Linked DNA regions of Homo sapiens: regions 1 and 2 are each linked to region 3. The links are chromatin loops, found by intact Hi-C in ENCODE. Cell type or tissue: MCF 10A. All regions are shown on one strand.

Region 1 (8,000 bases), 250 kb after region 3:
AGAAATAATCAGTGTCTCCTTTACTCGACCTAAATCATATATATCCTGAACCATGGAGTGACCAAGTTCCTCTTTCTGGACTACAGGAAGAAAGAAGCACATATATGAATTCCATGAACTTATCCTCCTAATAAATCCCACTTTTTTTCTCAAACCAGAGCTGCCGAGATTTTATTATTTGTAACTAAAATCCCAAATAATGTATCTGATAATCCCCTAAACTCATCTACTCATCTTCATCACTTCATCCTCAACCCTTGAGCAGAACTTCCAAAATTCATTTAGGTAGATGACTATGAGCAGACAATAAAAATTCACTTACTATAAACTGTGAGAATTTTTAAATTGAAAATACTACAGATGAATTTGTGGTAAAGAATTTAGCCTTGCCCAAAGAGAGGTCTGGCCTTGTCCATGGCTACTTGGAAGGAATCTCTGAGCTCCTGGAATGTCATGCTCAATAGGAGTGTCTTTGTTTGCCTGGCAGACTTGAATCACATTGGATAGCCTGACAATTTGATTTAGAGTGGGGGCTGGAAACACCAGGTAGCCTTATTAGGCTACTGATTGAGTTAATAATAACAATGTCATTAGGGTGGGGACTTTGGGTCATATGGTATCGATTGACCTCTGGAGAGACAGGAGACTAAGATCAGCTATATGAGCAATCAGTCATGCCTATAGGATGAAGCCCCAATAAAAACTCTGGACATCAGGTAAACCTCCCTGACTGGCAGTATTCCATGCATAGTCACTCATTGACACTAGTGAAATAATGCTGTCCTGAGTCAACCACAGGGGACAACTGGAAGCTCCCTCTTTGATGTACTCCTATACATTCCCTATGTGTCTCTTCCTTTGGCTGATTTTAATCTGTTTCTTTTCCCTTCCAAAAACTATAACTGTGAGCATAACAGCTTTTAGTGAGTTCTGTGAGCCCTTTTCACAAGTTATCAAACCTGAAGTGGTTTTGGGAATCCCCTGAATTTGCAACTGGTATCAGAAATAAGGCTGGCCTTGTGTGCACTGATCCCTCTAACTTCACAGTTAACTTACACAATGGATGACCCTACTTTACTAGACAAAGCAAGCTGTTTTCTATCACTTCTTTTAAAGACTAAGAATAGTCCTCAAGTCTATTGGCAGTCTAGAGATCCAGAAGACTGCATTTTACGCATGCTTCTACAATTGACTTGATAACTGTGTTCACCGAATGTGTTACATTTCTCTCTGACCTTCTTGACTATAATGTTCTTGAAGACAGAAACTATGTCTTCGTACTCATTTCAGCTCTAGTTCCTAGCATAATACAGATACGTAGGTGGCATTTAAAAATGCCAAATGGCCTGTGGATGGATGACTAGAAGGAAGAAAGAATGGATAAGTGGATATATAGATGAGTGGTTGGTTTCATATCAAAATCTTCTAGAGTTACAGTTAGATGTACAATGACCCAGTGAAATTCCTGTGAGGATCAGAATAAGAGCTCTCCTCTTTTACTTTGATAGCCAGGTTTATAGAGGAGCTTACCAGGGAGTATTAGGGAAAGCCTGCCCTATAGTTCTGTGTTTTCCCAGGTTCAGAACCAACCTGAATAGTGTGAGAAAAGTGAGAATTGAAACCAAAATCACTTCATGGACACCATCCCCAGGCATACCCGTAAAGAGATAATTCAGTCCTGGACTTTCAGGAAAATGCCTAAGTCAGCATTGAAAAACATTTGCGTTGATTTTTTTAAAGCCCTGATATGTAACTATTTTCATTATTACTTCCACTAGCTCCCATTAATTTGCTGAATATGTCATACATTCTTATTTACTTCTCATGACAACCCAATGGCTTCAATATTATTAGTCCTGCCCTTAAGGAGCGTATACCCCAACATGGGAGGAGAAGAGGGTGCACAGAGGATGGTTCAATGCAAGCTGTGGAAAAGGCTGAGCAGCAGGAGAAAGCATCACAGGGCTCCTTAAAGGTCCCTGGTTAATGTGGTCAGGGAAGAGTTTCTAAAGGGAATGGTATAGAAACTCATGCTTGAAGACAGGGCAAGGGGTGGCCAGGTGCAGTGGCTCATGCCTGTAATCCCAGCACTTTAGGAGGCTGAAGTGGGCGGATCACCCAAGGTCAAGAGTTTGAGACCAGCTTGGCCATGATGGCGAAACCCCATCTCTACTAAAAAGTACAAAAATTAGCTGGGTGTGGTGGTGTATGCCTGTAATCCCAGCTACTCAGGAGGCTGAAGCAGGAGAATCACTTGCACCCAGGAGACGGAGGTTGCAGTGAGCTGAGATTGCGCCATTGCACTCCAGCCTGGGCGACAAGAGCAAAACAGAAAGGAAGGAAGGAAGGAAGGAGAGAAGGGGAGGAAAGGGGAGGGAAGGGGAGGGAAGAGGAGGGAAGGGGAGGGAAGGGGAGGGAAGAGGAGGGAAGGGGAGGGAAGGGGAGGGAAGAGGAGGGAAGGGGAGGGAAGGGGAGGGAAGGGGAGGGAAGGGGAGGGAAGGGGAGGGAAGGGGAGGGAGGGAGGGAGGAAAAAATAAAAGAAAAGAAAGAAATTAGGGGTATTTGGGCAATGTACTCCTTTTTTCCTATAAAGGAATGCCTGAGACTGAGTAATTTCTAGGGAAAAGAGGTTTCTTTGGCTCACGGTTCTGAAGGCTGTACAAGCATGGCACCCACAACTACTCAGCTTCTAGTGAGACCTCAGGAAGCTTTTACTCATGGCAGAAAATGAAGAAGGAACAGGCGTGTCACATGGCAAAATAGGGAGCAAGAGAGAGAGAGAGGAGGAGGTGCCAGGCTCCTTTAACAACCAGATCTCATGTGAACTAATAAAGCAAGAACTCACTCATTACCAAAAGGGTGGCAGGGATCTGTCCCCACGACCCAAACACCTCCCACTAGGCCACCTCCAACATTGAAGATCACATTTTAACATGAGATTTGGAGGGGACAAATATCCAAACCATATCAGGCAGAATAAGCAGAATGAAGAGAATCAATATAAAACAGAGCATATTAGCCCAGTTTGGATGAAGTATACAAGTGAACATTTTGAGCCAGCTCTCTTTCTCTCAGTAGCTATGTAATTCTCGCTTTCCTGAGCCAAACTTTTCTCCAAATATCTATATTTATAAAAATAACACCTAGCTCAGGCAGTTGTTATGTGGATTAAATAAGGAAATAACAGAGTGGTGCAGACTCAATAAATACATGTTGTCTTTTGTTAATGGTGTAGTCATAGGAGTTCTCAACCAGGGACAGTCTTCTTCCCTTCTCCAAAATTTGTGGACATGTTTATTATTTTATAATGCCCAGAGAGTTCTCCTGGCACTTAGTGGATGGGCTCAGCGTGGCTAAATGCTCTATAATTCCTGGGACATTATGGTTCAACCAATAATATTCCCTCCCAAAGGCCAATATTGTTTGCATTAAGAAACATGGGTAAGAATAATAGAAGAAAAAGCTGGAGACATAAAATGAGACTAGGTTACAGTAAACTTTGAATACAAGGCTACAGAGTTCACTTTGATAGATAAGGAGAAGCCACTGAACTTAAGCAGGAAGTAATAACACCAATGCTTTCAGAAGGCTAATATAACAGGGGCTGGCAGCATAGACTGAAAGTGAGGGAGGCTGGTGGGAATGTTATAAGTTAGCAGGTGCTCACCATTGCCCCTGCATGAAGCACTAGAGGATTGCAGTGAACCGAGATCATGCCACTGCACACCAGTTTGGGAAACAGAGCAAGACTCTGTCTCAAAAAATATACATATAAAATGAAAATTTAAAATAAAAAGTCTGTGAGGACAGAGAATATATTCATCTCCTGCACTTTATCTTCATCACCTTCTATGGTATCTGGCACCTAACTAGTATGCAACATTTGCCAAATAAAGATATAGCTGAAGCTATAATTGTGAAAAAAGTTATCTCGAAAATAACTATTTAAAAAAAGATGTGAAAGAAAAGTATATTTCAACAATAAAAAATTATTACTTATTATTATTATTGCTGTTGCTACCATTTGCAGAGTACCTGTTACCTAATCTTCACAACCACACTGCAAGGTTGTAGATCTTATTAACCATAGTTTAAATAGGAGAGAAATTGTACCTCTAAACTTTACACTACTAAAAAAATTCAGGACTAGCATTTAGCCCCCAACCTTTTGACTCCCTATTCCAAAATCTTTCTAGAACATTAAATTCTCTTCAGTGAGGGAGGGATGAGGAACCCTGACTATTGTGTTGCAACCTAGAAAGAGAGAGAACACATCAAACAGTTACAGAGATAAGTCAGGTGGCTTGGCAGGTTTAGCTTTCTAGGGTTACTTTGGCAAATGAGCAGATCTGCCTGAGAATCTAAACCACCCCATATACAGCCTGCATTGAATGTCAACTTAGTTGCTTCATTCAAGGAGCCTTCCCAAGAGAGATCCCAGCTGTTGCTGCTCGCCTTAGCTTGGCCACTATCTTGCCTTAACTTTGGCTGTTCTGTTTCTGATTGAAACTTCTGGCATACAATGGCCTATTACCTGTCTACCTTCTTCAGCAGCTGCCTCTGCTGATGTCACATAAATGCCATGTACCTTTCAACAAAGAAGAAGATGAGTGCCTCATCAACTTAGGCTTTTGCCCATACTTCTAAGGTTCACTATGTGAGACCTCTAGAAAGTTTCCTATTGATTTTAGCTTCTAAAAATCTCTTGAACCTCTGTACTTATCACTTACTCTCCACTGCTACTATTGACAACTCTCCCCTGCACCATTTTAATAGCCCCTAATATGGTTTGGCTATGCCCCACCCAAATCTCATCTTGAATTATAATCCCCATAATCCCTAGGTGTCATAGGAGGGACCCAGTGGGAGGTAACTGAATCATGGGGGCGGCTTCCCCCATTGTGTAATTGTGATAGTGAGTGAGTCATTACAAGATCTGATGGTTTCATAAGCATCTGGCATTTCCTCTGCTTGCTGGCATTCATTCTCTCTCCTGCCATCCTCTGAAGAGGTGCCTTCCACCATGATTGTAAGTTTCCTGAGCTCTCCCCAGCCATGTGGAATTGTGAGTCTTTATACTGTGAGTTATAAAGAAAAACCTCTTTTCTTTATACATTACCAAGTCTCAAGTATTTCATCATAACAGCATGAGAATGGACTAATACAACTCCTCATCTGGCTTTCTCTCATCCACACCTATCTCCCTCTCTAATTTATCCTCCACAATATAGCCAGAGTAATTCTTTTTAAATGCTCATATGGTCTTTCTCCCTTTTTTCTTAAAATACCTTAAAAACTTACTTTGGGCTTAACATAAAATCAAAATGTTCAGCACGGTTTCAGATCCAACAAGATCCAGACCTGGCTGAACTCAGGGGACACAGACTCCCTCACCTTCTGTGCCCTGGGCACATTAGTCTTCCTTCAGGTCCTCACAGATGCTGTGCTCCTCATGCCAGGACCATGGTACACGTTGTCCTGGCTCACTGTGTGCCTGGTTGACTCCTACTCATCCTTTGCATCACAGCTCAAGGGTTACTTCTTCACAAGGTTCTTCCCAATTCTTCAGCCTCAGTCAGGTCTCTCAAGACTCCCAACTTATTTCCCTCATCATACAGATCCCAATCTGTGATTACATAGTTTTGTGTGATTATTTCTAATTAATGTCTAATTCCTCCACTATTATATTATCAGTACCAGTACAGTGCCAGCTGACACTCAATGAGTATTTGTTGAATGAGTAAATGAATGAGTTTACAATTTCAGAAAATAGAATGTGTTACCTTAGAAGAAAATCCACACTATGTGGAATGCTTCGAAAAGGACATGCAGTTTTGAATGATTTCATAATATTACTTTGTTTTCTACTCCATGAGTAATTTCATGTTAAGTAAAAATATTCTGTGGTTGAAAACTCAATAAATTAGTATGATTTACAATAGGAACAACAAAAATTTAACTTTCTAGTATTGATGAGGTTCTTTTCTGAGTATATAACTTTAAGCTGATTTCTATTTATTAGTAAAAAGATGATATTTTAATGTGCTTTTCTGCTTATCTAGATTTACAATATTTAAAAATCTTTGCTCTTCAAGTTTCATTTTTTCCTTTAAGGATTTTCAATCAAAAAGTTTAGTAATGAAGCATATATACAGTTCATGAACATGAACATATTTTAAGACTTTTGGGAAACACTCAAAACAAAAGCTATTTTGAGAATTAGGAAATAGCTTGTCTGAATATTGCCAAGTGCATTTGGAATAACCTTTTTGTGGGATGCAATAAAAAAGAAAGACGAAAACTTCAACATTCTCAGTTCAAGGTTACAAGGGAATGTGAACAAAAAGTGTTTCTCATTCTGTTAACACTTGGACACACAGAACATAAAAACAGTGTCTTCTTTCATTTAAAAAAATTTGAAACACACACAGGGAAACTTTGACCTTCTTGCCTTTTAGCTTCTCTGAGAGAGTTCTGCATAAATTTTGACCCCTTTTTCTCCTGTCCAACTTTTTACTGTGTATTTAATGAGCTTTGGATACCTATGCATCCCAATATATCCATAATGAGTTGGCAGTGGGAGAGGAAGAACAGGCCTGCAGATGCTGCTTCTATAATGGACAATGCTGTTGTAATGTCAGGACTTCCCTCTCAGCTGCAAACTGAAGGAGAAGGAAAATGTTTCATTCATGACACATTAAACACAAATACCATTTTTATTTGTTTGTTTGATTGTTTTTATTTTTGTAGAGACAGGGTTTCACTATGTTGCCCAAGCTAATCTTGAACTTCCGTTCTAAAGCGATCTTCCAGCCTCAGTTTCCTAAAGTGCTGGGATCACAACTGTAAGCCACCATGCCTGGCCAAAATACCCTTTTTAAAAATAGAAGGGTGCTGGCAGAGTCAGACCAAACAATTTGTCAGGGCAACAGCAAATTTTTAGGCAAAGATGACTCCAGCTCTTAAGAATTAGGAACCTGGCCAGGCGCGGTGGCTCACGCCTGTAATCCCAGCACTTTGGGAGGCCGAGGCTGGCGGATCATGAGGTCAGGAGATTGAGACCATCCTGGCTAACACGGTGAAACCCCGTCTCTACTAAAAAAGTACAAAAAATTAGCCCGGTGTGGTGGCGGATGCCTACAGTGCCAGCTACTCGGGGGAGGCTGAGGCAGGAGAATGGCGTGAACCCAGGAAGCGGAGCTTGCAGTGAGCCAAGATCGCGCCACTGCACTCCAGCACGGGCAACAGTGCAAGACTCCGTCTCAAAAAAAGAAAAAGAAAAAGAAAAAGAATTAGGAACCTTATTCTGAACATCTGTATCTTAATCAAATGTTTTGCTCCATAATTAAAAACTCAGAGCCTCAGGTACTATTTTGTTCCTATGCAATCTGCCAGCTAATGTAATAGTGTTATAAGAATTTTAAATAAGTAGATAAAATAAATTAAGGATTTAAAATAAAATAAAAATGTGTTTCAGGAGTGATTGCAGAGAGAAAGAACGTTACACAGTCTGGACCCCAGACCCAAAGGGAATTTAGAGTTTAAACCAAACATAGTGTGGCTGGCGCCCCTACTGGACAAGTGAGGCACTGCACATGCAGCGGGTTGGGCCTGGGTAATACCTACCTACCTGGAGAAGTAAAAATTCTCGCATGCCAGTGGCGTGCGTCTGAAGTCCCAGCTACTCCAGAGGCTGAGACGGAAGGACAGCTTGAGTCTGGGAGATGGAGGCTGAAGTGAGCCGAGAGTCCCCCACTGTGCTCCAGCCTGGGCGACAGAGTGAGACACTGTCTCAAAAAAAAAAAAAAATGCCAGGACCTGGGCCCTAGAGTCAGGGTATTTCCTAGAACCACAGTGCCAGTATGGTGCAGTAGAACAGAACAGTTGCAGAGGGGAGAACTGAGAGTGAAGAAGAAATCCAAAAATTGTTACTATGTACTGGATTAAAAGGAATTATCCTGTGAAAGCAAAGACTCCCAGCTTGTGTCTGTCTTGGAGCC
Region 2 (8,000 bases), 330 kb after region 3:
GAAGTAGGCGAGACGGGGAAGGAGTTCTGAGCCTCAGTCCGCACAGCCTCCTTTCCGTCCCTTTCCGGGTGCAATCTCCGGGCCAGCGGGTGCGTGTCCCGCTGCAGATCCGCTGGCTCAGGGATGAGGCGCAGGGCAGGTTCTGGGTTACGTCCCCACACCGCGGGGAACCCAGGTGCGAGCGGGGCGCAGCTGGCCTGCCAACATCCTTTCTTAGCTTTGCATCCTTCGCTCCAAATGCTGGCTCTGCCCTTGGAAACTCGCTGGTTGCCAGCAGCATTCTTCAGAGTCCGCCGGGCTTCCTTCAGGCGTTTGGAGGAACACGCCTTTGATCTTTGGGTCTGGGCAGGCTGCGCGGGCCCACCCTCCTTCCAGTTCACCGAAAGATTAACCACCTCCAAGGACTATTTAAGAGCCCCTCTCAGGGCCGAACGGGGAGAAAGGGTGGGAAAAGGAGGAGAGAGCATCCCTTTAGAATGCCCCAGAGTGACGAGAACAGACTTCTCAAAAACAGTGTCAGGCGGTCTTTTGTACCCAGCACTCAGTGTAGTGCCTGACACCTCAATAAATGTTGAATCATGAATGAATCATTAACTCTTTGAGGCTATAAGATAGATAAGATAGAGAGTAATGGGGCAAAGTGACAATGGGCTGTTGTGGTTAAATTGAACTTGAACTTGAACCTCTTACCTTGAAGTCTGGGCGCACATTTGAGAAAAGAATAAAGCAAGTAGGTATGATGGGACTGGGTGAAATCAGGTGGTGGTGGATTGTTTGCAGCACTCACGAAATATGCTCTCTCCTTTTCCAGTAAAATATATTACTAGATGTTAATTTACATGGCCCGTAGACTAGAATCATTAGTTTAAAATGTGCTTTGATAATGAAAATGATTTGAGACACTAAGCAGATTACATGACCTTATTTTAAAATTAATCCAGTTGGTGATGAGGAAGTAATGTATTGCTTTTCACAGATGTAGGTGAGACACTGGTATAGTGGAAAGAGCTTTTGACTGAGTTCTTGGACAAGATACTAGACCTTTCAGGACCTTGGTTCTTCCATCTCTTTAAAATGAGTATAATAATGACTACTTTTGTGAGATAATGTGTAATTGGACAATGCCTGGAACATAATAGACACTAGTTAATATTGGGTTCAAGCGATTCTTCTGCCTCAGTCTCCCAAGTAGCTGGGATTATAGGCATCCACTACCATGCCCAGCTCATTTTTGTATTTTTAGTAGAAACGCGGTTTCACCATGTTGGCCAGGCTGGTCTCGAACTCCTGACCTCAGGTGATCCACCCGCTCGGCCTCCCAAAGTGCTGGGATTACAGGTTTGAGCCACTGCACCTAGTCTTTTTTTTTTTTCTTAACAATCATACTTTTCCTCCCTAAAAGAAAAACTCTCCCTTTCTGTACAGTCACAACACTTCTGACACCAAATGTGTGGAGTTTTCCCACATACAAATGGATTCTCCAATTCTCTATGGACACCAACTGGGTGTCCTACAATTCAATTCTGATGCTAACTCCTTGCTAATTTGCTATAACAGCTCACAAACACTTATTTACAGTTACTAGTTTATTATAAAGGATATCACAAAGGACACAGATGAACTAGTTTATTATTTACAGTTACTAGTTTATTACAAAGAATAGCTTATTATAAAGGATATTGCAACAGATACAGATGAATAGCCAGATGAAGAAGTATATAGAGCAAGGTTTTAAAGGGTCCTGAGCATGAGATCTTCTGTTCCCATGGAGGCAGAGTGTCCCACCCTCCCAGTAAGCGGATGTGTTCACCAACCCAAAAGCACTCTGAGCCTTGTTGTTTAGGGGTTTTGTGGAGATCCCATTACATAGTCATGATTGATTAAACAATTGGCCATAAGGGATTGAACTCAAATTTCCAGCCCCTTTTCCCTCCCTGGAGGTGAAGTGGGGCTGAAAATGCTGACCCTCTAATCACAAGGCTGGTTCCTCAGGCAACCAGTTGCTATACCTTAGCTGTCTATGGACCATGCAGTGATTCCAGCCACCAGCCATCTCATTAGCATGCAAAAAAAAAAAAAAAAAATTCTTATCACTCAGGAGATTCCAAGAGTCTTAGAAGCTCTTGTGCCAAGAACCGGGACAGAGACCAAATCTATATTTTATATTATATCACCAAATAATATTCCCCTTGAATGAAAGCAATCTAAGACATCTCTAAACCCAGGAGAATTTTTTAAAACTAACTGGGTCATATAGTTACAAGTAATAAAAATCCATACAAACTAGCTCCAATAAAAAGGGGAATTAGGTATTGTAAAGATAGTCCAGAGAATCTGGCTGACATCTCCTGGCAGAAAATAAATTGTAACAAGGAATTAGGGAATATCCCCTGGGAAACTGAAAAGTTAGGAGTGAAACTCTCTCCTCTCTGGAGCTGGAGCTCTCTGGGCCCTTGTCTCTGTTTTCTCTGCCAGTCTTCTGCATTTTGTCCTCTGCAACCTAATTTTCTGTGCTGGCTCACTTTCAACTGCTTCTGAACTATCGATTTCACATAGGTTTGGTTTATTAAGTTGCTGACTATGGCCCCAATTCTGCAAGAACTGAATTCAGTTGCAAACTCCACTATCCAAAGCTTACATCTCCATATCTTTTGAATTTGAATTTTCAAGATAGAGACCACTACTGACTTCATCTAGAGGCTGTGGTTAGATTCTCCAGGCAGTTGTATGCCTCTTATCCCATCAGCTGTAGTTGGCTGGAGATGGGTTGGCTGTTGGCTGGGGCAGCTTTTTGCAATGGAGGCTTTGAATGCAACAAGAATCCCAAATCGGTTTGCTACAAACATAATACAATGCCATAAGGCCTGGGGTGTCTACATATGGACCACCTGGGTTTATTCTGCTACTCCAATGGGGAGCAACATGTTTTTGGAAAAAGGTCATGTTCTCAGGTCTTATTGTGTCTATGATGTGGGGAAGGAGCAGAGATAACAACAAAACAAATTCATATAACCTAAATGATCTACTTTATGGACTAGAACAATCTTATTGAGGAAATCACTAGCACTTTTTAGCCAGTAAAATGTTATTGTAAGGCACATTTAAGAAATAACAGCACAGACTAAGATTTCTTAATTTTTTTCATCCATTTGCATTCATGAAGCACATTTATAGAGGCTATCATATTTCATCTTCAAAACAACCCTGACCCAGAGGTATTATTATCCTCACTTTTTTTTATAGGGCAACTGAAACTCAGAGATGGAAAATAAATTGCCAAGAGCTATATAGTGAAAAAGTGGCAGAAAGCTGAGTATAGAATTCTTTTATTTTGTTGAAACTACCTTGAATGTAGGAGGGTCCCAGAATAAAAGAAATTTTAAAAACTGTAGCCATACAAAGGAAAGAAATACTTCCAATAAAAGCATGACATTAAGCCTTTTTAAAATTAGAATTTGTATTTTATACTTACTTAAGGATCTCTTTTAGACTTATTTATAACTTTATTTTAATCCTATATTGCCATTAAGGATACATAAAAGGAAATTATAAGCAAAATAAACTAGTTAAAATATTCCAAAAATTATTTTATATTCAGAGCCTAATTCATTCTGAATCATTTAGTCAATCCCAGTCATGAAAGTCTTGTGACTTTTTATTATGTAACAGTTTTTGTCATAAAAGAAACCATCCTGAAACCCAGTGGCTTAAAAGCAATAAGCTTTAGTTGTTACTCAGGAATCTGAGTTAGTTAAGAGGCTCTGCTGATCTGAGCTGAGCTCTACTGTTCTTGCTGGGGCTTGCCCATACATTTTTGGCTGGCTGTCTATTTGGCTAGGAGCTAGCTGGTCAAGAACAGCCTCACTCACATGCCTGGTGGCTGGCCAGTTATTGGCTAGGGTATGAGGAAAACCAAACCATGCATTTTTTTTTTTTTTTTTTTTAGACAGGGTCTGCCTCTGTCACCCAGGCTGGAGTGTAGTGACACAATCTTGGCCCACTGCAACCTCCACCTCCTGTGCTCAAGCAATCCTCCCACCTCAGCCTCCCAAGTAGCTGGGACTACAGGTGCATACCACCACACCCAGCTTTTTTTCTTTTTTAGTAGAGACAGGGTTTCACCATGTTGCCCAGGCTGGTCTCGAACTCCCGACCTCAAGCAACTCACCTAGCTTGGCCTCCCAAAGTGCTGGGATTACAGGTGTGAGCCACTGGGTCCAGCTAAACCATGCATCTCTAATCATCCCATAGGCTAGTTTGTTCTTGTAGCAACTAGGGAGGGAACAGAAAGTCATAAGGCCTGTTGGACCTAGGTTTACAACAGGTATAGTGCCACTTCTGCTGTGTTCTATTGGCTAAAGCCAGTCACAAGGGCATCCCAGATTCAAGAGATAGGGAAATAAATTTTACCTCTCAATGGGAGAAACTACAAATGCACTTTGCTTAGAACATGTAGACTGTGTACGTGTGGAAATTTAGAACTATTTTTATAATTAATCTACCACACAAAAGTTTTTTTAAAAAAATTCTTTGGCCCTTCTGAATAATTTTCCACTTTGAAAGGTCAATATCTAGTGATTTACCACCCAATTTTATCTTCTGGTTTATTAAGAACATTTCTTAGAAGAGTTCTCTGTTATCTCTGTAATTTTCTTCCAAGCAACTGATACCCATTCTATAGTTTTAATATTGACTCTTTCTTGATATTTTTGGCAGGGAGCATAATGAAAATAGCAACATAAATTAGTCACACCAAGCTTTCTTTTACTTATTCTTACAAATTTGGAGGTTTCCCTAACCCTAGTTGCATTGTTTGGCCTGTGTAGTGGGCTAAATGGTGGCCTCAAAGAAATCAGATTCTAATTCCTGGAAACCGTAAATATTACCTTAATTGGAAGAAGGGTCTTTGCAGATATGATTAACGATTTTGAGATGGAGAGATTATCCTTGGTTGTTTGGGTAGGCCCTAAATGCCATCACAAGTGTCCTTATAAGAGAAAGGGAGAGGGGGATTTGATGCACAGAAGAGAAAATGGTGATGTGAAGACAGAAGTAGAGATTTAAATGATGCAGCCACAAACAAAGGAAGAGTAGCAGCCACCAGAAACCAGAAGAGGCAAGGAAGAGATTGTCCCCTAAAGCCTCCAAGGGAACATGGCTCCGCCTACACCTTGATTTCAACCCAACAAAACTGTCATTGAACTTCCAGCCTCCAGAACTAAGAGAAGAGTAAATTATTGTCAGCTGAAGGCACCAAGTTTGTGGAAATTTATTAAGGCAGCCACAGGAAACTAATACAGCCTGTGTTAGGCAATCCTTTGCATGTATCTCAGTAACCAAATATCACAGGATCATCTACTTATTGTTTACTTTTTTTCTTATGCCCCAAAAAGCACTTTGATGTTAATTTGTAAGAAAATATGGAATTATGGATATTCTTCCAATGGCAAATGCCTTTGTTACTACACATTGATTCTCTATTTCCATTACTTTCTATGCATAAAATAACATTTTTTCAATATGGAATCAGAGCATAATCTTTGTAAAGACATTCTTCAACTGCAGTTGAATCCATTATAGCTCCGACAATACAAATTGTTGAAACAAAGAGACCAATGTTAAGATGCATCCTGATTTTAGAAATGTGAAAATGGGCCAGGCGTGGTAATTCACATCTATAATCTCTGTACTCTGGGAGGCCAAGGCGGGTGGATCACTTGAAGTCAGGAGTTCGAGTCCAGCCTGCCCAACATGATAAAACCCCATCTCTACTAAAAATACAAAAATTAGCCAGGTGTGGTGGTGTGTGACTGTAATCCCAGCTACTCCAGAGGCTGAGGCAGCAGAATCACTTGAACTCAGGAGGCAGAGGCTGCAGTGGGCTGAGATTGTGCCACTGCATTCCAGCCTAGGTGGCAGAGAGAGACTCCATCTCAAAAAAAAAAAAAAAAAAAAAAGTGAAAATTTGGGGAGAAAATGCATCTTAGAATGATGATATATAGTAACTCATTTCACTCTGAGCTGGACTCTACTGTTCTTGCTGGGGCTTGCTCTTATATCTGTGGCTGCCTGGCTATATGCATCATCATTGAGTGTCCACCGTATGCATGACCCTGTGCTACACATTGGAAATAGCTGAATTAGAGGACACGTTCCTGACTTCCAGCTTGAGTATTCCTCAGAAGACCCAATCACTTTTCTGCAAGGACCTGGCAGGGGAGGGCAATCTTGTGTTCTGAAAACTGCCAGCTGTGCCAGTTTCCACAAGGGTCAGCTACCAGGACATGCTGGCTGCCCCTGCCGTACTCTACCACTAGGCTACTGACACCTCAGCCTGCCATTCATGTAGCTAGCCCAAAATGGAGCACTCCCACCTGCCTCTATCCCAGACTAACCAATTAACCAATGGTGGGCAAGTATCTGAAGAAGTGATTCCAAAAGATCCCTCCCTGTATCTAAGGTAGTTGTCCTGGAGGTTTTTATTTTCCCAAGGCTGAAATTGGACTCTGGCCATTTGGAGATGAGCTATATACGGTGGGCCATCATTCTGCTACATGGATATGGGCAGCCATCTTGTAAATATGTACTTTTGGTCCTAAGTGAAAAAATTTTTAAATATGATAGATGTGTTCACAGAAACTTACCTCCACTACTGGAAAATCAACTCAAAAACTATGAATGATAGACCATCAGAGTGATAGCTGAGCTAATTTTTCATTCCCCACCTCCCAAGGCCCTCTGCATCATCTTAGGGACCATCCCCTCAAACAGTTCATCAATTTTCCAAACCTTTTTGTCTCTAGAACCTGTCTTTTGCTTTTTCTTCTCTTTTGAATCTTATACATTAACTCATAAATTATATGATACTGAATTCCACTATCCTTCTCAATATTTCATATCAGGTACATTCAAATGTATTAGAATAAGTTTTTTAAAAAGTAATATTTCCTTTTTTGGGGGGGGGGGACGGGGTCTCACTTTGTCACCCAGGCTGGAGTGCAGTGGCGCGATCTTGGCTCCCTACAGCCTCTATGTCCTGGGCTCAAGCGATCCTCACACCTCAGCCACCCAAGTGGCTAGGACTACTGTGTGCTACCTTGCCTGGCTAATTTTTTAATATTATTTATAGAGACAGCGTTTCTCCATGTTACCCAGGCTGTTCTCAAACTCCTGAGCTCAAGCGATCAGCCCACCTTGGCCTCCCAAAGTGCTAGAATTACTGGCGTGACCCATAACACCAACCAAAAAGTGGTATTTTCAAAAGCTCATAGATAGACTTGAGCTTGGATGCTCTGCCATCTAGCTGCTCTGACCCCAAGCAAATCCTTTAATGGAAGCTGATCATAATCCCAAAAGACACAATCCCAAATGCTATAAACCTGAATGTTGGAATCCCAAAAGATCAGAATCTCAAAAATATAATTCTGAAAAAAAAATTTAATTTTTTAAAAGATTTTTATTTATACTTTAAAAAGGGGATTTACTTGAGAAGCATAAAAATGCAACAGAAGGCTTCATAGGCCACTTTACATAATAAAATAAGCCATAATAATGTATATATTTTTGCAAACATAGGCACTCAGGCATACTAGTGACAGTCACATGGACAAAACAGTTATGAGCAGACAAATTGTATTCACAAGGAAGTAGGTCAGAAAAGGAAATGGATCAATGCATATCACTATGGTTGGTAGTTGAGTGTACCCAACTTTATAACTCTGGCCATCTGAAATACCATGATGAACAACCATAACCTTCTGATAAGATCAATTGAAAACCTCAATGGGTCACCACCACATATACAGTTACCCTAAGAGCTGAGATCTTGAGAAATCTTACCTTTCACAAATGCAGATGTACAAAAGAACATCTATTCATTTATTGAAGAAGTTTTAACATTTTTATGTACATGCACAATGCTTACACACAAAGGCAACATTCTGATAATGCATCTTCATGGAGTCAAATTTGCAAAACATGCATAAAACAAATTAGAATGC
Region 3 (8,000 bases):
AAGTGTTCTACAATGAGTAAGTTTCAGTTCCTTAAGATTATAATTTTTAGAATTTAATTCATAAAGCATCATTTTAATTATAAAAATAACTTTTGAATAATGTAAAATTCACAATTTAGGAATATATGAGTAACTAACAAGTATTATAAAAATGGAATAGTGCAAAGTCAAGTATAAAGAAGCTCTCAGATTTTAGTATGCCAAAAGATCCAAAATTATCTCATGCATTAAGTATTCCATAGCATTAAGCCTTAGAAAATCACTAGAATAATAATCCAGGCTTATAACTAAAATTCCACCAAGAGAGGATAGTTTATAATTCTTAATGAAACCAGTAACAAAATACAGTAACAACATAACAAATCCCAAAATAAATACAAATCTTTATCTAAATTAGCATTTTCTCTAACCATTTAACATACCTAGTCTAGATCAAAGACTCACAGCCTAAAGAGGGGTGGCAAAATTATTACAAATACTACAAATACATATGGTCATCTAACACTGTGTGTAATCTGAAAAATACCACACATATGCACTATTGTTTTCTAAATATATGTTGATGATATGGAGAATAGCAAAACACAATTATATTTAAAAGTTTTACCAAGTTCACATAGGTAATATATCTTCATGTTCCTAATCAATGTGTATTATGTGGGAATTCGGCTATGTTTTCAACACTGGATGTGTGCAACCTCTACAAAAAACAGTAAAAACCATATTTTGATACAATCCGGGAAATCAGTTATTAATTGAATATTATATGGGACCAAGAACAATTTTTAATTTTGTTAAGTGTTATGATGTCATTGTGGTTATGTTAAAACATTGTTATGTAGAGGTGAAATAATATAAGATTTGCTTTCAAATATTTCAGCAAAAAAAAAAGGAAAAAGTGATAGGCAAGCAAATATAAACTATTGATAGTTTTTGAATCTGAGTAATGGTTATATCAAGGTTATATGGTACTATTTACTCTACCTTATGAATGTTTATAATTGTTCTTTGATATTAGAAAACTTGAAACTGGGTCATTATACTGAAATCTTGGTGACTATTGAATTAGGTAACTTTTAAAAACATAGCAAATAATGTTTTAAGAAAAAGAAGTGGGAAAAACTGTTCAATATTTTTTTCTCAAAAGGGTTATCTCAATTTTTAAGGTACCTTTTAACCTGTTGGTAGCTCCTGTATTAATATCAAGATACAGTTCACATGACCAAGGAGCCAGGTTATCAAGAGTGTATATTCTACTCCTATACCTTGTGCATAGTCAATTTCTGGGCACAGAGCTAAACATTTCAAAACAGCAATAAAAGGAACAACCTTGGGTGATTCCTTTCATACTCCCCAAAGAAGATTAGGAAGGATAAGAATCATCACTAGGAAAGGGCTGAATGAGAATATATCTTATTCCTCAGGTATTAATAAAATATTGGTCTCAGAAACACAGGATTATAATTTTTGTAAGAAGTAAACCAACTTAGATAATTGTAACAAATCCCAGTAGGCAAAGGGTTTATAATTTTTGGAAGTAAAACTGCCCATTTAGAAAACTAGAATTGATTCTGTTCAAATAATTGTACCCACAGAGTAAGCACAGTCAACAAGTTTACCAAGATCAGACACCAGCACTCAGATAAACAATCTAAAAATATTCAATTCTGCTGGGGGATGGAGGGGAGAAGAAAGAAGCAAAGACAAAACTACAGGTATTTAATTTGAGTTTTACTATATTACAATTGTTACTTGTGCCTAATCAGAAATATATCTTGAGGTCTAAAAGTTTTAGAGTAATTATCATTTTTAAAATAAAAATGATAAAAATGGCTCTCCCAAAAAGCCATGAAGTGGCATCTATGATTTTCTACTTCACCCACCTAGATAACCCACCATCAGAAATCAGTCATCATTCTCACTGCTGACCACCAAACCTAGATTTTCCTCCAAAATATAGCACACCTGAGACTTATGGACAAAATGAACTTATAGCTTGAGTTACATGTTATAATATTCCAGGGTGCCTCTTTTTAATTCCATTTTGTATACTAAACTAAACACTATGGAACATTTTCCTAATTGGGGTATTGTTTCTTCTTATTTTTAATTTGTTTAAGCTCCTGACAGCCCATCTCAAACAGAAACTTAAAGGCTAGCCATGTAAGTGAATATAAATGAATTGACCTGGTCTCAGTTTATCTACAATTCATTTATTACAATGTACCTCAATCACTCATCAATTCATCCATTTACTCAGCAAAATATTGATAAATCACCTTTAAAAAACACCACAGGCACATCCTGTGCTAAGTACTAATAATACAAAAATAAATAAGAAGACATGGTCTCTGCTTTTAAGGGGCTCTAATAACAAATGAAAACAGTAGATACAAAAACAACTAACAAAACTCCAACAAGGGCTATAGTAGAGACATAAACAGAAGTGATTTCAGAGAACATAATGAGAATGTATTGTGAACTAGTTCATCTCAAATTAATTAAAATAATAATTGTAGGATTCTGGAATTGTGTATGGGTCTCCAAGCTACAAAGAGGGAGAGGATGTGCAGGTGGAGAAAAGCAGACTAATTTTCAAAATACTTTACTGCATCATTCAACCCAGTGTTCTGGGGATCTTTGGGCTCTGAACCAACTTGAATTGGGGATATGATTTTCATTTGCAGGATGTCAGTTTCCTATACAGTGGCATAGGCCATGAGCATGCCAAACCAAACAACAAACAAACAAACATAAAACACGGTGGGTGTGGAAACTTGGCTCTGTGAATTTCTTCCATACTTGCATTTATTAGGGCAGCTGCTCTTTCAGTCTCTGATTCACTTTGCTTCAGATCCCAGTCCCTTTTGGTTTTCTCTATTTGGATTTAATAACTGAGTCCTGGATCCTTTAATGCTAAATAATAGGCTGCATAGGGCACTGCCTCTGGTTATTACTTTGTCCATTACAACTATGCCCTAATACCAGGCCCAGGCCTGGGGATACTGCTGGCCACTTAACCCTTGGGGTAGAGGGAGGGAGATGCCACCCCATGACACTGCCACACCCAGAGCTTACACTTGGCATAGTTACACCTTTTCCAGCACTGACCACTCTCCCTGCATTTTGCATCCTCTCATTCCTGTTGCAATGTCCAGAGCCCTCATGATGCTTCCTTGCTCTCTGCTTCACATAATTCTTCATTCTCCCCAACCAGCGTTTTCTGAACAGTACCCAACATTCCAGACTTTTCCCACCCCCTCTTCCAGTTTCTGATCCTCATTTAAGTGAATGCCTCATCCTACCAAGGATTCAGTTTCTGCAGAGGAAAGTTGACTCATCTATAAGTCTCTAAGCAAATAGAAAATAAAATAAGTTTTAAAACAACAGATTGAAATCTCTGCCACCGAGGGCTCAACACGACCCTTTATGTAGCAGCGCGGGGCGCAGAAGGAATTCAGGGACCCTTTTCCCACTTGCAGTGACTTTTGATGCATGTGTTTCAGTAGCTTCTGGAGATGGGCTACGTGGAAATACAGAACGATTCTCAAGTAGATTTGAGACAACTCCGAGGAGTCTGAGAAATTTGGGGGAAGAATTTGAACTTGCCTGCAATTCCCAAGCAGTAGAGGAAGTTGGTCGGATGATTACTTGCAGGTTCGTGTTGTCTGTGAAAAAAACAAGTTTGATTAAATAATCAGCAAAACCTGGATAGTCAGAAAAGACTTGAGAGCAAGTGAGAAAATTCCAAGTATCCCCTCCATCTTTCTTTTAGTACCTAACACAGTACATGACACATAGAAGGAGCACCACAGATATCTGTTCGATTACACCCTGATTGCACTTACTGCTCTCTGAGGCCAAAAGATATAGGGTCGAACGTTTTGAGCAGAAAATAACTGGCTCAAGGCTGAGGAAAAACAACAGTAACACGAACCATAACAACAAAATCTACGCTGGGAGCGGTGGCTCACACCTGTAATCCCAGCACATTGGGAGACAGAGGCATGCGGATCACATGAGGCCAGGAGTTCGAGATTAGTCTGGCCAACATGGTGAAACCCTGTCTCTACTAAAAATACAAAAAAAAAAAAAAAAAAAAAATTTAGCTGGGCGTGGTGGCACACGCCTGTAATCCCAGCTACTGGGAAGACTGAGGCAGGAGAATCGCTTAAACCTGGGAAGCGGAGGTTACTGTGAGCCGAGATCGCGCATGGCACTCCAGCTTGGGCAACAGAGCGAAACTCCGTCTCAAAACAACAACAAAAACCTAAGGAGTGAGATAAGAATAAAGACGTTTCTTTATTCCTCATAAGAACCCCTCACCAGGTCCTTCCCTAGAAATAAGCTAATTATTGTTAAAATTTATTCAGTTAAAGGAAAAAACGCCATCAATCCTTTTCTTTCCTCCTTCCCTTCATTATTCAGGTTTCTGAAAGTCTTCCCACTGGCAATACCTCAGAAGGACACCAGAGGACGATGTATTTTAACTGTTCGGATTCTCTCTAAAACCCCATCTTTCTTTTTCAGAGTCTCAAATCTCAACTGACAAATTAACCTAAGAACTATTCCACGAAATAAAGTAGAAGCAGCATGCCTTGTAGAGAAGCCGTGGTATAATGTATTATACTTTAATATTAATATTGTATTTTACACAGAATTTCTGCGAACTGCATGAATACTGATGATTCCAAGCCTAAACAAGAGGGGGAGTACAATCACAACACTCTGGAGATTAGGTGCTTAAAGCTTTCGAAAACGGCAGCCCGCTTTGTTACTGTGGCCGGTTCCTGGCTGGGAACAGGCTCCTTTTCGGCACTACCTACTTGATACGTGTGATGTTGTCACAAACATCTAGAAAAAACATTAGTTCTCAGGAAAAGAATAACAGGAGACACGTATATTGCCATATGAAAACAAGTATACATACGTGTGTATGCATGTGTATATTTGTACAAATTATGACCCCCTCGAAAACCTATGATCAGTGTCTCAAATATTAACATTACAGATAGTATTCCATCATTCCTGACTGCAACTGACAGGAGTTTCACTGAGAAGTGAGGATCGGAGCTTTGGTGACTCAGCTCTTTGTAGTCACCCCAGCAGGGTGTGTCATATGAGGGCCACGGAGCATGCATCATCCTGAGGAAGGTGTTTAAAACCAGCTCCCCTCGATGAGACAATCTCAGCGCTCCCTCTAGCTAAACCTGGCCTTATTGCCCTAACTCTAGTACACCAGATTTAAATATGCTTCACATAAAATACATTTGTCAAAAAGTACTAGAAATTAAGCACTTAGAAGCAACATCCAACTTATTAATGAAACTATAATTTTTCCTCAATATCTCAGCAATGATGAAGTAAACTAACTTTAGGGTAGACGTTAAAGCGTTATTTGCCATACATTTTTGCAATTCTAGCCCTCTTTAAACCTACTTGCAGAAAGTTATTAGCCCCAATGTCCATAAAATCCTTCTAAAAGAAGCTAATTCTTCTTCCCCAGCACCCAAAGTTGTTTGTGTTTTCTGTGAAGATATATTTAATATTCAGAAATTACTCTGTGACTTGCAAAATACAACTGACTCAAAATATATAAGTAGTGGGAGGGATTCTAACCTATAAATAAAAACCTCTTAAGTCTCAAAACATTTTAAGTAATTTTAAAACATTTTAAAATTTTAGAAAATAATTTATTGAATTAAAATAGTCAGCAATTACTGGTTATTACTAACATGAGCAAAATCACTGACAATTCAACTAAATTAAATCTATGAAAATCTGGGATTTAAGAATAATGTATTTATAATTTCTACAGAGGACAAGCCATAAATATTTTAACTTGAGAGTCTCGCATATATACACATTGTGAGCTAAATTAATCAAAACACTTGCTTAAAAAATTAACTATGCTTGAGGTGTCATGGTAGAGATCATATTTTAATGTATCAGAAAGAGATTTGATGCTTGACTAATTTCATTTAAGTGCATATTTCTTGATTATCATCCAACATCCCAGAATCTTATTTCCCTCATCTGAACCAACAATTAGAAATAGAGCAAATATTATTAGACAACATCCATGAAAATATATTCAACTTCATTACCAAAGAAATGCAAATTACAATCTATATAAGAAAAATATAAAAATAATGAAGTATTTTTAAATCAATAAAATATATAGTTTTAATGAGCACATGATGAAACTAGTATATTCATACATTGCTAGTTTTAATAAATATTAAAGCAAGTCATTTTGTAAAACAATTTTGCAGCATAGTTCAAAATATAGGATTCCATTCATTCGGAAAATCCAGAAGTAATAACTGAGCACCTCCAATTCACCGATTTAGGGACTGGAAATGCAATGACCAGCGTAAAGTGACACACCATCCCCGTGCTCATATTGCTTGCTGTTCGGTATTATTTTAAATTGAAAGGAAATAGTTGTATGCAGGTGACTATTCTCTGATATTCTCTGAACATAATTTAAATGCCTAACAGTTGGAAAGGCAACAATTAAATTTTAGCTTATCAATATCCTGTAAAACTATATAACCAATAAAATGAGAATTATGAACAAAGCAATTAGAAAAATGTTTCTGACATAGTATTTGCTGAATGAAAAATAGGAATTGATAATGTGTCATGCATGTAAAAAATAACATGTATAGAAAAAGTCTGGAAAGGAACATTAGAAGAATTTGATGAATTCAATATTTTATATCATGTTCTCCATTACTTTTTGTCACAACAGTTTTATATAATCATTTGAAAGTATTAGTAACTGAGAAAAATAACGTCTTTTCTATAGTGGACATCATAAAACTTACTGTGGCTATCTCACACAATTGTAAATATCTAATGTGTTTCCTGAATTAAGTTTCATAAGAATTCTGTATAGTTTATGAAAAATTTAATTTTGATTGTTTTTTGGAAACCATTTAATCTGTGAGATAATTTTTTGCTACTTACATTAATCTAAACATACTTTATATATCATATCTTTCTATTATTCCCTTATTTGATATTATTAGTTTCCTGGGGCCAAATGAGTTTGGAAATGCTAAACTAATAATGTAAAAGTACTTTGAAACCTGTAAAATGCTTCGTAAATGAAAGATTCTATTATTGTAATGAATGGCTCCTTGATTCATCTTGTTGGGTTTTTTTTTTTTTGTTTCTACTAAGAGGGTTGCCTTAATAAGATTTTTATCTTGAAAAATCTTTCTTCTGTTCCTTCTCCTTATGAGTAAGAAAGATTGACTTTCCCGAAGGGATGTGAAGACATAGTTGGTTTATTGTGTTTAAAACACTTAGAGAAGACTGATAAAGTAAGCCCTTACACCATGAGAATGGTAAAATATCATGCTCACAGGGTGAGCCACACACATCACACACTGTGACATTGCCTGAACCTAGACAACACGGGAAAAGCCATTTTTCTGCAATTCCTGAGCAGAAACAGAACATCTGAAGTTAGAAGGAAGATGTGTGCAAGGTGGAGGGTGCAGTGGGATCACACAACCCCTATCTTCAGCGTTTCAGAATGAGAGAGAGGAATTTTAATTGAAGGGATAATGAAAGTTTTGTTTTCTATGTTTTCTGTTTATGTTGTATTTGTTTAGCTACTTCTTTTTTCCTACAATAAAAAGCTGAGGCAGGAGGTTACTAAGGATATGGGAAGTTGTGATTTGAGAGGAGAAGAACCCGCAGAGCTGACAAGGAGACCTGAGCAGACTGGAGAAGGAACTTAAAGGAGGAGACTCAACTCCTTAAGAACCACTAAAAACAACCCACATGACATAACTTGTCCTATGACTATAGAAGAAATTGAAGTTATAGTTTAAAACTATCTGAAAAAGAAACTCCTGGCCTACATGGTTACACCAATAGATTCTACTAAATATTTGTGAAGAAATACAATTCTGGGCTGGGCGCAGTGGCTCACGCCTGTAATCCCAGCACTTTGGGAAGCCAAGGCGGGTGGATCACCTGAG

What was found. A loop is a pair of places that touch in the nucleus more often than their neighbours do. Peaks named below come from ENCODE experiments on the same cell type or tissue, not always from the same donor. Only the 100,000 strongest peaks of a DNase experiment are listed, where the experiment ranks them.
Region 1: a loop joins it to region 3, with 11 times the contacts of the local background. A loop is called at or near these places in 4 of 110 quality-filtered maps.
Region 2: it touches region 3 in a loop (5-fold over the local background); 2 of 110 quality-filtered maps call a loop at or near these places.

Annotation. Positions count from the first base shown.
Region 1 is chr6:133,810,068-133,818,067 of GRCh38, forward strand. All of the region lies in intron 2 of TARID (TCF21 antisense RNA inducing promoter demethylation), which reads right to left. Among named protein-coding and RNA genes, the nearest start is that of LINC01312, 7.1 kb to the right of the region's middle. In MCF 10A, a CTCF peak has its summit at 7,603; a DNase peak (open chromatin) is centred at 4,924.
Region 2 is chr6:133,895,954-133,903,953 of GRCh38, forward strand. No RefSeq gene overlaps it. Among named protein-coding and RNA genes, the nearest start is that of TCF21, 11 kb to the left of the region's middle. In MCF 10A, no CTCF peak of the experiment used is centred here; a DNase peak (open chromatin) is centred at 3,818.
Region 3 is chr6:133,564,581-133,572,580 of GRCh38, forward strand. It overlaps TARID (TCF21 antisense RNA inducing promoter demethylation), which reads right to left. Exons shown (of 9, transcript NR_109982.1): 5 at 3,610-3,668. Among named protein-coding and RNA genes, the nearest start is that of EYA4-AS2, 110 kb to the left of the region's middle. In MCF 10A, CTCF peaks have their summits at 4,471 and 4,678; DNase peaks (open chromatin) are centred at 4,491, 4,761 and 5,121.